Linked DNA regions of Homo sapiens: regions 1 and 3 are each linked to region 2. A link is a loop called in an ENCODE intact Hi-C map of the cell type or tissue named here. Cell type or tissue: PC-9. All regions are shown on one strand. Region 1 has its middle 26 kb from the start of MIR8057. Region 2 overlaps KCTD1 (potassium channel tetramerization domain containing 1). Region 3 has its middle 11 kb from the start of MIR8057.

Evidence for each region. A loop is a pair of places that touch in the nucleus more often than their neighbours do. Peaks named below come from ENCODE experiments on the same cell type or tissue, not always from the same donor. Only the 100,000 strongest peaks of a DNase experiment are listed, where the experiment ranks them.
Region 1: a loop joins it to region 2, with 15 times the contacts of the local background. A loop is called at or near these places in 1 of 110 quality-filtered maps.
Region 3: it touches region 2 in a loop (7-fold over the local background); 1 of 110 quality-filtered maps calls a loop at or near these places.

The regions. Positions count from the first base shown.
Region 1 is chr18:26,615,159-26,619,158 of GRCh38, forward strand. It overlaps a transcript of KCTD1 not described here. Among named protein-coding and RNA genes, the nearest start is that of MIR8057, 26 kb to the left of the region's middle. In PC-9, no CTCF peak of the experiment used is centred here; a DNase peak (open chromatin) is centred at 2,213; H3K27ac peaks cover 1,764 bases.
Region 2 is chr18:26,479,174-26,483,173 of GRCh38, forward strand. All of the region lies in intron 2 of KCTD1 (potassium channel tetramerization domain containing 1), which reads right to left. Among named protein-coding and RNA genes, the nearest start is that of LINC01543, 58 kb to the left of the region's middle. RefSeq lists an enhancer at 1,334-2,533. In PC-9, no CTCF peak of the experiment used is centred here; DNase peaks (open chromatin) are centred at 1,858 and 3,598; H3K4me3 peaks cover 1,486 bases; H3K27ac peaks cover 4,000 bases.
Region 3 is chr18:26,578,609-26,582,608 of GRCh38, forward strand. It overlaps a transcript of KCTD1 not described here. Among named protein-coding and RNA genes, the nearest start is that of MIR8057, 11 kb to the right of the region's middle. In PC-9, no CTCF peak of the experiment used is centred here; a DNase peak (open chromatin) is centred at 1,553; H3K27ac peaks cover 2,382 bases.

The DNA.
Region 1 (4,000 bases), 140 kb after region 2:
TTTGTAAATAACTGCCCCCCATCCCTTCCCACCCCATCCAACTCAGCCCAGTCCTGAGGCTCAGCAGACTGAATGACTGGTTCTGTGGCTCCCAGCTGCTCAGTGGCTGAACCAAACCTGTGAGTCAGGTGAGAACTTTTTCTACTCCTCTCATTTATGGAGCAAGGGTGGGTTATGTCAAAGCTACTGGAGAAAAACAGCATCAATGAGGATATTTTGCTAGTCTGTCAGATTTACTCAGGGTTTTAGGGGAGGAGTCCGTGGATAGAGAAGGGGATGGGAGACTTAAATAATATAAGAAACAAGTAGTACTGAGCATTTTGATGTGCAAATGAAGATCTCTTATGAGAAGAGTGCAAAATCAACTTGGGTCTTAAAGCTGGAACAGGAAATATCAAAGAAATATCTGTTTTGGGTGGTCTCCTCCAGCCTCAGTATCCTGTCCCCTTACAGTACTGGTCCCCTGAGAAATTTGAGATACAGCATTCTACCCCGTTCTGATTAGAATGTGATCACTTATCTACCTATTTTCAAATGGGCATGTTTTTATTGGTTGGAGACAAAAGGCATTTCCAAGGAAAGGACGTGGACTGTAAAGAAACATCTCAGCACTAGCTATAGGAATTGGGATCACTAGTGCTTTTTTTTTGAGACAGAGTTTTGCTGTTGTTGCCCAGGCTGGAGTTCAATGGCACTGTCTCAGCTCACTGCAACCTCTGCCTCCTAGGTTCAAGTGATTCTCCTGCCTCAGCCTCCCAAGTAGCTGGGATTACAGGTGTCCGCCACCACGCCCTGCTAATTTTTGTATTTTTAGTAGAGATGGGGTTTCACCATGTTGGCCAGGCTGGTCTTGAACTCCTGATCTCAGGTGATCCGCCTGCCTCACCCTCCCAAAGTGCTGGGATTACAGGCGTGAGCCACTGCACCAGGCCCACTAGTGCTTTTAATTGTCATGGCAGACAATAATTTTTTTTAAGTGTTTCTTTTTTTTTTTTTTTCTTCTCTTTTTATTGTTGGACCTCAGGTGATGAGTTGGAATTAACCATACTCTACAGTACATGGCTCATCATCATGGGTCTGTGATTGATTGATTGATAGATTGATCAAATGCTTTAATCCCCATCCTCTCCCCTAAATTTACCAACCACAGGTGGCCTTCCTCATGGTTTTTAAGGTTTATTCCCTTGTTTTATATGTTCCTACCAGATGTGGATTGTTGTTTTATATGCCTATTTCTTTTTTACTCTGTACAACTCCCTCGAGGCCCATCTAAGACACATGTTTACAGCTAATCCCTTACATACATATATATATATATATACACACACACATATATGTATACATACATACATACACACACACACTCATATATACATAAAGAGACAGAGTCTCACTCTGTCACCCAGGCTGGAGTGCAGTGGCACAATCATAGGTCACTGTAACCTCCAACTCCTGGGCTCAAGTGATCCTTGGGCTTCAGCCTCTTGAGTGGCTGGGACTACAGACATGTGCCACTATGCCTGGCTAATTAAAAAAAAAAAAATTTGTAGAGACCAGGTCTGGTTACTCAGGCTGGTCTCAAATTCCGGGGCTCAAGTGATCCTCCTGCCTTGGCCTCCAGAGTGCTGGGATTACAAGCATGAGCCATGGCATCCAGCCTAATCCATTACTTGTAATGCAATCTAGACTTACTTTGCTAATCCACTCTCCTGGTGATGGACAGAGACCTTGCCTTTTGGGAGGCTATTTCAAAGAGAACAAGATGCTCAATCTCCATCAATAGTTTTACATATAAATTCAATTGTTTTGTATTTCAGTAATGTGGAAAACAAGCAAACCTTGCCATTATTATTATTGACCAAATAAACACAGAACTTTGCCCAGACTGTTAAGTGTACTCTGCCTGACCTTGATTTGGTGGAGTAAGGAAGAGAAAGGGGTGGGAATTGCTGGGTATGTCTTGCTCTGCTCACTTAACACCTATGAACCTGTGAGTAGTGGACTCATGCATTTTAAACAAATTGGCCATCCCAAAATAACCTTTCCAGGTCATTTCTCCAGGCTAAGTCCATTCAAAAACACTGCTCAAAAAACAGAGTATGTCTTGAATACTATTACATTCAGGGTCAAGGAACAGGCATTACAGTAATCCACAGAGCTAGTTATGTCAGCCAAGAGGAATGTATGCTGTCAACTGCCGTACAAAGATGTGTATCATAGCTGACGCTCCTCAACATATCTCTCTCCCATGCCGTGTTTGAGGAGCAAAGGCTCTTAATAGACAGGATGACTAACAATTTGGCTTTTGAAATATGATATGGGAAAATCAGGATAAACAAGAGTCTTTCCATCAATTGGGTACTATTATTGAGCTGAAAATATGAGAAGCTAGAGGGAATAATGTTTTATAAATGATGACATGTATTTTAAGTAGCCAACAATATTGTTTTAATGCATGTAATTTTTCAAATTATGCCACAGCCTCCTATGTGGTAGAGAATGGTTTTGGCATGTATAATGCGGTGTCCAAATCTCCCATATGTTGGTTATAATTGAACCAAAAGTTGGATAGAGAAATAAAAGAGTGTGGGTAGAAGAGATAACTTAGTTAAATGTATTTGTTTTTATCCCCAAAACCACAGCTGTGAGCTTGGCATTAAGCAATCAGAGGAAGAAGGAAGGAAGGAAGGAAGGGAGGGAGGGAGGGAGGGAGGGAGGGAGGGAAGGAGGGCAGGCAAGGTAAGGGAGGGAGAGGGAAACAAAAAGAAGGAAAAAAAAAAAAGGAAGACAGAAAGTCCATGTGAACTTTGAAGCTATAACAGTACATCACAGCACAAATAATTAGTTCTTTGTTGACTGGTTCCGCCTATGCCCAGTTACGAAGGCAGTGTTAATGAGGAAAAAATGCTGAACTTGGGTAAATAAGAAGACCTAGGTTTAAAAAAAAACAAAAAAGACTCTGGCACTCAAAGCCATGTGACCTTAAGCAAGTCTTTTTATCTTTCTAAATCTTATTTTTCTCATCTGCTAAATAGGCAAGACAATTATCTTACAAGTGGTTATGCAGACTCAGTGGGAATGCCCTTAGAAATTGTCAAGTGTTGTTCAAGTGTGAGGGTTCAAAAGAAAATTTACCTCCAAGAAGTTAATTGAATGGATTAGGAGATGAATCAGCATATTTAGTGTTGTCAGTACTCCTGTAGGATAAATTATGGTTTCAGAGAACCCTGCCAAGTGGACTAGAGCCTTTGCTTCAGGAACTAGGTGCATTCCACCTACCACCTACCTACTCTGTCCTCAGAGAACCGCAAATCAAGGACTCAAGAAAACACATTCTCAGAATAAACGATGCCTCTCTCTTCATCTTTCTCAGACACCCAGATCCTGTGATAAGGATAAAGGTGAACGAGGAAGGACCTTAAGGCAAGACTGTTTCAAGATTGACTCTGTGGGCCAATTTAATTTACAGTTCTGTACACGACTCGATGTGCTGCAAATCCAATTAGTTTCAACCATTTTCCAAATCAGGGTTGTTATTATTTAGAATTAAAGTAGTTGCATTTCTACTGATACTTGAAAAATTCAACTGTTTTCCAACTATTTTCAACTATTTTCCAAATCAGGGTTGTTATTATCTAGAATTAAAGTAGCTGTGTTTCTACCGATATTTGGAAAACTATGCGTAGATGAACTGCATTTATGGTTGGATGTTTCCTTTCACAAACTGCAGAAATCATCTGTCCCAGTGTTTCTGTAAGAATAAGTAGTTGGCATTTTACAGTCCTCCAGGGAAAGCCAATGTCCATTTCTCTTTGCCTATAGAGTGAGGCTCTGCCTTCCCTGGAGTCTTCGGCCTTCTCTGGAGTCTTGGATAATTATTGTCTATTTGGCAGAATTAGCATGATTGGTACTATCCTAAGTGTCTAATTTTGAGTACTAGAAAAAAAAGTTTAGCTTAGATATATGTTGTGTATAGATGCCTTTGTTGCTTAAAAACTTT
Region 2 (4,000 bases):
CCCCACGAATAACCTAGAGGCCGCCTGGGCGTCCGGGTGGGAGAGACAGTGGGGAGAAGTGGACTCTTCAGGCGGCCTCCACCAAGACCAGAGGAGACGAAAAGCTGAGGAAGGCCTGAATTCCACCCAGCACAAGAGGAAACCTAGCCAGGGAATTTTTCTTATGAGGGGGTCCAGTCAAAGGGCAGCAAGAAAGGCCCAGGCCCTGTCTCGGGGGCCCCCTTGCCTGGTGAAACCGCAGACCCCCCGCCAGGCCGTGGGAACGCTGGCGGCCAGCTCGGCCAGACCCGATGGAAGGGGCTGAAAAACGCGCGCTGCCAGGGCAGAAAAGGCTGCGTGGGCTCCGTGGAAGCAGAGCAGGCAAGGGGTGTGGAGAGAAAGAGGAAAGGGCTGGAAGGGAAGGGTGCTTGGGCCGCGGAGGCACAGGCCTGGCGGAGGTGAAAGCCTCTCAGAGAAGAAAACGTTCCCCATTGGAAGCAACAAACGCTGGGAGTAATAAAAAGAAACGCAGGGCTGCTGATTTCTGCCAACTTTAAAAGGAGGAACGTTGGAGTTGTGAAAACACAGTGGAGGGGGCACGTGGTGCCAAGGGTCGTAAAATGGCGTCCCTGGGTGGTTTTTGAGATTGGCAGGACTGTGCTGTGGAAAAGTATTGTTTGGCTAAGCAAATAATGGGGAAAATCGGCACAGGCTGTATTTCTTGTGGACATGTGAATGGAGTTACAAATCAAACTGCAGTGATTTGTAAACTCTGATGCCTGAAAACTATGTGGAACTCATTACAGTTTACTAACCTTGGAGAACATTCCTGTTTTCCAACTAGCCAAGACCAAGCTGGCTCCAGACGATGTATGGCTGGTTTTGGAATTTTTTTTTTTTTTTTTTTTTCACTCATTGAATCAAGTGGCAATGCTGAGAACGACTTTCTTCCACCAATTTCTTTTTGTTTTTTAAGGATGATCATTACTATTTTAACTATTTTTTTTACTTTTTAAAACATTTTATTTTGAACAATTTCAAACTTATGCCAAAGCAGAGAAAATAATAGAATGAACCCCCATATGACCATCAACCAGCTTCAAAAGCTGTCAATTCCTGGTTAATTTTGTTTCAACTCTACCTCTATGCCTCATTCTCCTTTCCACTGGTTATTCTGAGGTAAATCTCAAACACTGTATTATTTTACTGTACATATTTCATTAACTAATAAGATTGGAAAGTTCACTCAAAATATGTTCACTAAAAAAAAGTTCATTAAAAATGACAGATACTGAATTCCACTCAATATTAGCTTTTTAATATTAGCACTCTGAGGCTTGGGCATGGTGGCTCATGCCTGTAATCCCAGCACTTTGGGAGGCTGAGGTGGGCAGATCCCAAGGTCAGGAGTTCAAGACGAGCCTGACCAACATGGTGAAACCCTGTCTCTACTAAAAATACAAAAATTAGCCGGGCGTGGTGGCACGCACCTGTAATCCCAGCAACTCGGGAGGTTGAGGCAGAGAACTGCCTGAACCCGGGAGATGGAGGTTGTAGTGAGCCAAGATCATGTCACTGCACTCCAGCCTGGGCAACAGAGCGAGACTTTGTCTTAAAAAAAAAAAATTAGCACTCTGTTGATTACTCTTGTTTATAGAGCAAATAATGCAAGACCTAATCTCTGAGGAAACCAAGCCCATTTGGTGGGAAGTGAGTCTGGTTCTCTCCACTCTCCCTGGCATCGTGTGCTGTCCACACTGTGCATTAAAGAATGGTCTTAAGTCAAAGAGAGTATGGGGCTAGGATCCTACATTTGGCTTAGCGTGAATCATTCATTAAGAATTTTTTCTTGTGTATTCATTCATTTTATGGACCTGATATCTCTAATTTCCTGTGACTCAGGTTCTTAAGAATTTCTTTGTTTCTTGTGTAATCATTCAGTTACTCATTCACTCTTTCCACCAGTATTAGTGGGGGCTCACTATGCCAGATACAGGGGATGCAGTAGTAAATAAGCCACAGTCCTTGCTTTTGTGGAATTTAAGTCGTCGGGGCTGGGAGTGTGGGTCAAGTGCAGTGTGATCAAGTGTGTCACTGGGTGTGCACAGTGGGCTCAGGAGGTGCACCTGGCTCACCTAACTCAATCTGGGGTTGGCAGGGAAGAAAGAGAAAGCTCATTGGAGACCTGAAGGAGAAGAAGTTGGCCAGGTACAGGGGCAGGAGGTAAGGTTAGGTAAGCAGGGAGAAGGGTGCGGAAGATACAAAGGCTTGTAGCCAAACCCTGCCATGTGATTACTCTCTATTGGGGTGTAGTCAGGCTGGCTGAAAAATGAGGCTGAAGCAGCAGAAGCCAGATCGTAAAAAGCCATGTGAGCCGGGTCAAGGAGTTTAGATTTGGTCTCAAGGGCAATAGCGACTGGTGTCAGGCTATGTTGTCAGGGACAGTAAGTAAAAGAGCACATTTAGGAGTGAGACAGTCAAGGTGCCACATCTGAAATCACGCCTTCTCACAGACACAGCTTCTGGCTTATCCAAATCCTGTCTGTTTTGCCTTGCTTTGACTACATCATTTGCATAATGCAGTGGTTCTTAACCCTGGCTACACAGTGGCATCACCTGGGCAACTCTGAAAAAATAATGATGCTGGGCCCCCATCCCCAGCTATTCTGATGTAATTGGTTGGGAATGAAGCCCAGGCATCTGTATTTTTTTTAAAAAAAACTCTCCAAGTCTCAACTGAGTTGAGAACCAGTGTAAAGGAGGTTGAGCAGAGAGACCAACGAGGAGGCAAGTCAACATCAATTGAGACCCTGTCATTCTGAAGTGTCAGAGCATACTTTCTTAAACTGTGAAGGATCTCCAGGACAACCAAGTTCAGCCTCTCATTTACAAATGGAGACACCGAGTCACAAATATGTAACACTCAAGGATGCATGGCTGGGTAGACACAGAGGTGGCTCCAGACCCCACCATGCTGCCCCTGTGGTGATTGGCACAATGGTCAACTTCAAGCTTACGGGGGACAATGGCTCTAATGCCAGTTACTACTCATTGAATAGCATTATGTGCCAAAGAGTGAGCTGGCTGCTTTAAGGGTTTATATCTCATTTAATCTTTAAAATGAGGTCAAGGAAATCATTGGTAGACTGAGAAGATACCCTACACTGAACTGAACCAAACCAAACTGAAACACCCCAAGACTCCTGAGGTTCCTTTCAAACTGCTGGTACAATCATAAAGAGGCCTAAGGAGGGATGGGAAAGAGGATTCTCAGGGCAATGGAAACCTCTGGGAAGAGTAGTACACATGAGGTTTCATCTCCACTTACCTTGCAGCTCTTGTTCTATTATGTGCTGTGTCCCTACACTTAATCCTGAAAACTCTTACGGGATTTGTCACTTTACAGCTAAGGAAGTTTAGCTTGAAGAGGCTGCCAATTCTGCCGAAGCTGTCTTCTGGCTCTAGGCTCTGTACCCCCCACCCTTCCCATGCTGCACTGTCTAGGGCACCCCATGCCACCTCATGAACCAAGGCATGTAACTCGACACCAGGCCTGGCTTTACCGAGAGGCCAGCAGGTTAATCCTTTCAACTCTCCCCTGTGGTCCATGCATGGTAATTACAGAGGGAGGGCTCATCTGCATTGCTGCAGGATGGACCAACCCAGAGAGGGTGGAGACATCCTGCTCAGGGGTGAGGCTGGGGAAAGAAGTGCAAAGACAGATGGACCACAGGATGAGGATGGCGAGAAAAGGGAAGGGCCCGGGTGGTTGGGCCCTTTTATCCATTTGGCTCTCCTTTGCCAAGAAATGCCTCTTTTTCTCTATGTCTAGGCTTCCAAGCCATGGGACATATGGTTTGGACTTTAGGAAAAGATTTCATTTAGTTTCTGGTCCAGAATTATTTTGCTGGCTAAGAGATTCAGAGGCTACTTACAAATGACATCTTTAGCATTTGGAGATATTTAATTATAAAAGTGATACCTGCTTATGTTGTCAACTGGAAAAGTATAGACGGTGAAG
Region 3 (4,000 bases), 99 kb after region 2:
TCCATTGCAGACTCTGGGCTCTAACCCATGGGAATAGTATGGTTTTACACATTTCTTCCCTAGGTGACTGTATGAAGGAGCCCTTGACATGCCTGAGAAACTCCCTTTTAATCATAATTACATATGACTTCTCTTCCCTTCCTCTATGCCAATATTAAATGCACCAGGGAAACTGATTTCAATTACAGTGGATGCCTTACCCCTTCCAGTTGATCAAATTACACATCCACACTTCCGTGGAGGTTATCCAGTGTAATTCTTAGTACTGGGGAGCATGAACAGGGTACCAATTACTTAAGAAGTGCTCATTAGGAATTAGAAAGCAAACATAATTACCACATGCCAATTGCATAGGAAATAGGAGGGCTTCTCAACAAAGCCAGGCTTATTTTATGTATCCCATATAGTTCCTACAGGATGTGTTTTTACCTGTTTTGTTTTTTTTTTCAGTCCGCCAAATACTGGATGCATATACAAGATGAAGACTTAACAAGTAGGAAATGTACAGACTGCAAACTCCTTATTTGTCTCACTCCACTATACCTCCAGCACCTAGCTGGGCACACAGTCAGTGCTCTAAACATATTTATTGGATCTTTTTAATACCTCCAGTAGAAAATAAGTTAATTTTATACAGTGTGAGCTTTTTCTCACCCTCACACACACACACACACACAAAGCATCCAAAGTTTTGAATGTCCAGTTAGTGTCCAATTAGTGTTGGACACACTTGGCAATCAAAACATATTTGGTGATTGGTTAATTGCTTTATTTTATGCATGACCTTAGGAACTAATTAAATTACATAACAATTTTGCAGATGACCCCAGAGAAAACGAAAATTGTAAATTTTTTCAATAATTGTCATCTGGTGAGTTCCACCTGATTTAGATAAAGTTAGGGTTTTCTGTACTGTTTCCCCTAAGAGGAGGCTTAATTTGCTTCTTATAATTTAGCTGTGTTCTCTTAAAATATAAGTGTAACATAGAAATAGTTTGGGGAACAAGTCAGATTTTCCATAAATTACATGCAAAACACAAAAGTTATTTCCCATCATCAAATTTTCATATTTTTATTTCATGTTAGCATGCAGAAATATTTAATAATGACGAAATAGTCTATAAATGGCCAAGCCACAGCCTGGGAACAATAAGTGGCATTTAAAAAGCTTGTTTTTGACTCCAGCTGGAAGGGGAAAACTGAAGCCATTTCTTCAGCTGGGCACCCTCTCTTGGTGCTTAGGTCTCCCACACATTGGAAGGAGCCCCGTTTATCCTTTGAGTCACAAAGGAAGTATAGGATGATGAAACTTTGAGCTACCCCCATTTTTGCCTCATCTCTATCTACTTAGCAGTGTGGAGAAGTTGGCCAATGGTAACATAGCCCTTGTGGATTCTCTCAGAAGCAGGTAAGTTCCATTTTTAGTAAGGCTTTCCATGTTTCTGAGAGTTCAGGCTCCACCTGCCCAAAGCCAAGTGGGTGACTTAGAGAGGTGATTCATTGAGTCAACAAACAACTATTGAGCACCCACCCTGTGCCAAGCCCCATTCCAGGCTCTTGGTTTAGGCAGTGAATAAGGCAAAGTTCCTGCTTGCTTCTGGCCGGGGAGACAAACAAGAATCACGCGAATGCATAATATGATGTCAGGTGTCCTGAGTGCAGTGACAACAAGGACAGTAGGGTCAGGGGATACTGAGTAATAGGTGGACTGTGCAGTGGGCGCGGTTTGCATCTAGTAAGGGAACTTAGGATACCCAGGGTGATATAGGAGCTCAGTGTGGTTCCCTGGTGAACCTAGCACCTTTATCATTCAGTCAGATCTAAATTCTGATAAGGACAGGGCACACTCTGTTCACCAACATAGCTAGGCAAGCAGCAGCTGAGAGCACACTCTCAGCCTGCGTTGGTGTGGAGCCCAAGGATGTGATTTATTATTACTATTGTTATCACCTCTGTCAGCCTTGGCAATGAAGTTCCCATTGTTTCTAAATATGATTCTCAAAGAAGCCACAGAAACTCACATACCAGAGGACACTGGGGAGGGAGTGTGGCAAAATGGCTTAGAGCTGGGGTCAGCGTACCATGGCCTGCAGCTAATCCGGCCCCCTATCTATTTTTGTAGGGCCCATGGGCTAAGGATGTATTATATTTTACATTTTTTAATGGGTGGCCAAAAATGCATAAATAAACAGATAAATCAGTAGTATACTTTGTGACGAGAAAATGTTATAAAATTCAAATTTTAGTGTTCATACATAAAGTTTTACTGGAACACAGCCATGCTCATTTTGAACATGTTGTCTTGGCTGCGTTTGTGCTGAAATAGCAGAGTTAATAGTGGTGATGAGATTGTATGGCCCACACAGCCTAAACTATTTATGATTTGGTCCATAAGACAAAGTCTGTTGACCCTGGCTAATAGTATGGCTTGTATTCAGTAAAGAACTGGGTATAACATTTTGGTATGTGTTGGAAAAAGAATACTATACAAATATGAAAAAGAATTAGATTTCCATATGGGTGATGTCTATGATATGTTAAGTAAAACAAACAAAAACAATTTGAGTATAATACATCTGACTTCTCTAAATATTCCACTAGGATATCAGCTCCATAAGTGCAGACCTGTGTCTGTTTTGTACATGTTTTTGTTTTTAGAGATGGGGTCTCATTCTGTTTCCCAGGCTATAGTGCAGTGGTATGATCATGGCTCACTATAGCCTCAACCTTCCAGGCTCAAGCAATCCTCCCACCTCAGCCTCCATAGTATTACTAGGAAACTGGGACTATAGGCACACACCATCATGCCTGGCTAATTTTTAAATCTTTTAGATAGATGAGATGGCACTATGTTGCCCAGGCTCATCTCAAACTTCTGGACTCAAGAGATCCTCCCGCCTCAGCCTCCCAAAGTGCTAGGATTACAGGCATGAGCCACCATGCCTGGCCTTTGTTCACCGTTATATCCCCAGTACCTAGAACATTGTGTCCCCTGGTATACTCTCAATAAATATTTGTTGAGCTGGGCACAGTGGTACATACCTGTAGTCCCAGCTACTGGGGAAGCTGAGGCAGGAGGATTTCTTGGGTGCAGGAGTTCAAGGCCAGCAAGACCTCATCTCTAGATAAATAAATACATACATATTTGTTGAATGAATGAATGAATATAACACAACACCTAGGGAGCTATATAAAATATATATGAAATTTGGTTTCATAAAAATTTAAAAGATAAAAATATATATTTTTTACATGGCCAAAACCATCATAAGTAAACTTAGCCATGATAAACTTCAAGAAATCACCAAGGGCCTATTACTTAATGAACTCCTACAAATCAATAAGATCAACAACCCAATAGGAAAGTATGCAAATAGGGCTGGGCATGCTGCCTCATGCCTGTAATCCCAGCACTTTGGAACGCTGAGGTGGGTAAGTCGCGTGAGCTCAAGAGCTCGAGACCAGCCTGGGTAACATGGTGAAACCCTGTCTCTACCAAAAAAAAAAAAAAAAAATTAGCGGGGCATATTGGTGCGTGCCTGTGGTCTCAGCTTCTCTGAGGCTGAGGTGAGAGGATCACTTGAGCCTGGGAGGTGGAGGTTACAGGTGAGCCAAGACCGTGCCACTGCACTCCAACCTAGGTGACAGAGTGACACCCCGTCTAAAAAAAAAAAAAAAGTCAGCAAATAATAACAGGCAATTTATAGAAAGTAACTGCAAATGGCTCCTTAAGCCTATTTAAACATGACCAAGTTCACTCATAAGAGAAAAGCAAATTAAACTAAATGAGTTATTGTTTTTCCACCTCTCAGCTAACAAGAACACATTGTACTAGTGGAATTGTAAATTAGCAGAACTTTGTAGGGAGTACAGTTTGACAATATGTAACCACAATTTAAAGTGCATATACCCTTTGATCTAATGATTCTAATTTCAGAAAGTTATCCTATAGAAATATTCACGTTCGAAATGACACAATTGCATGGTTATTTATTGAGAC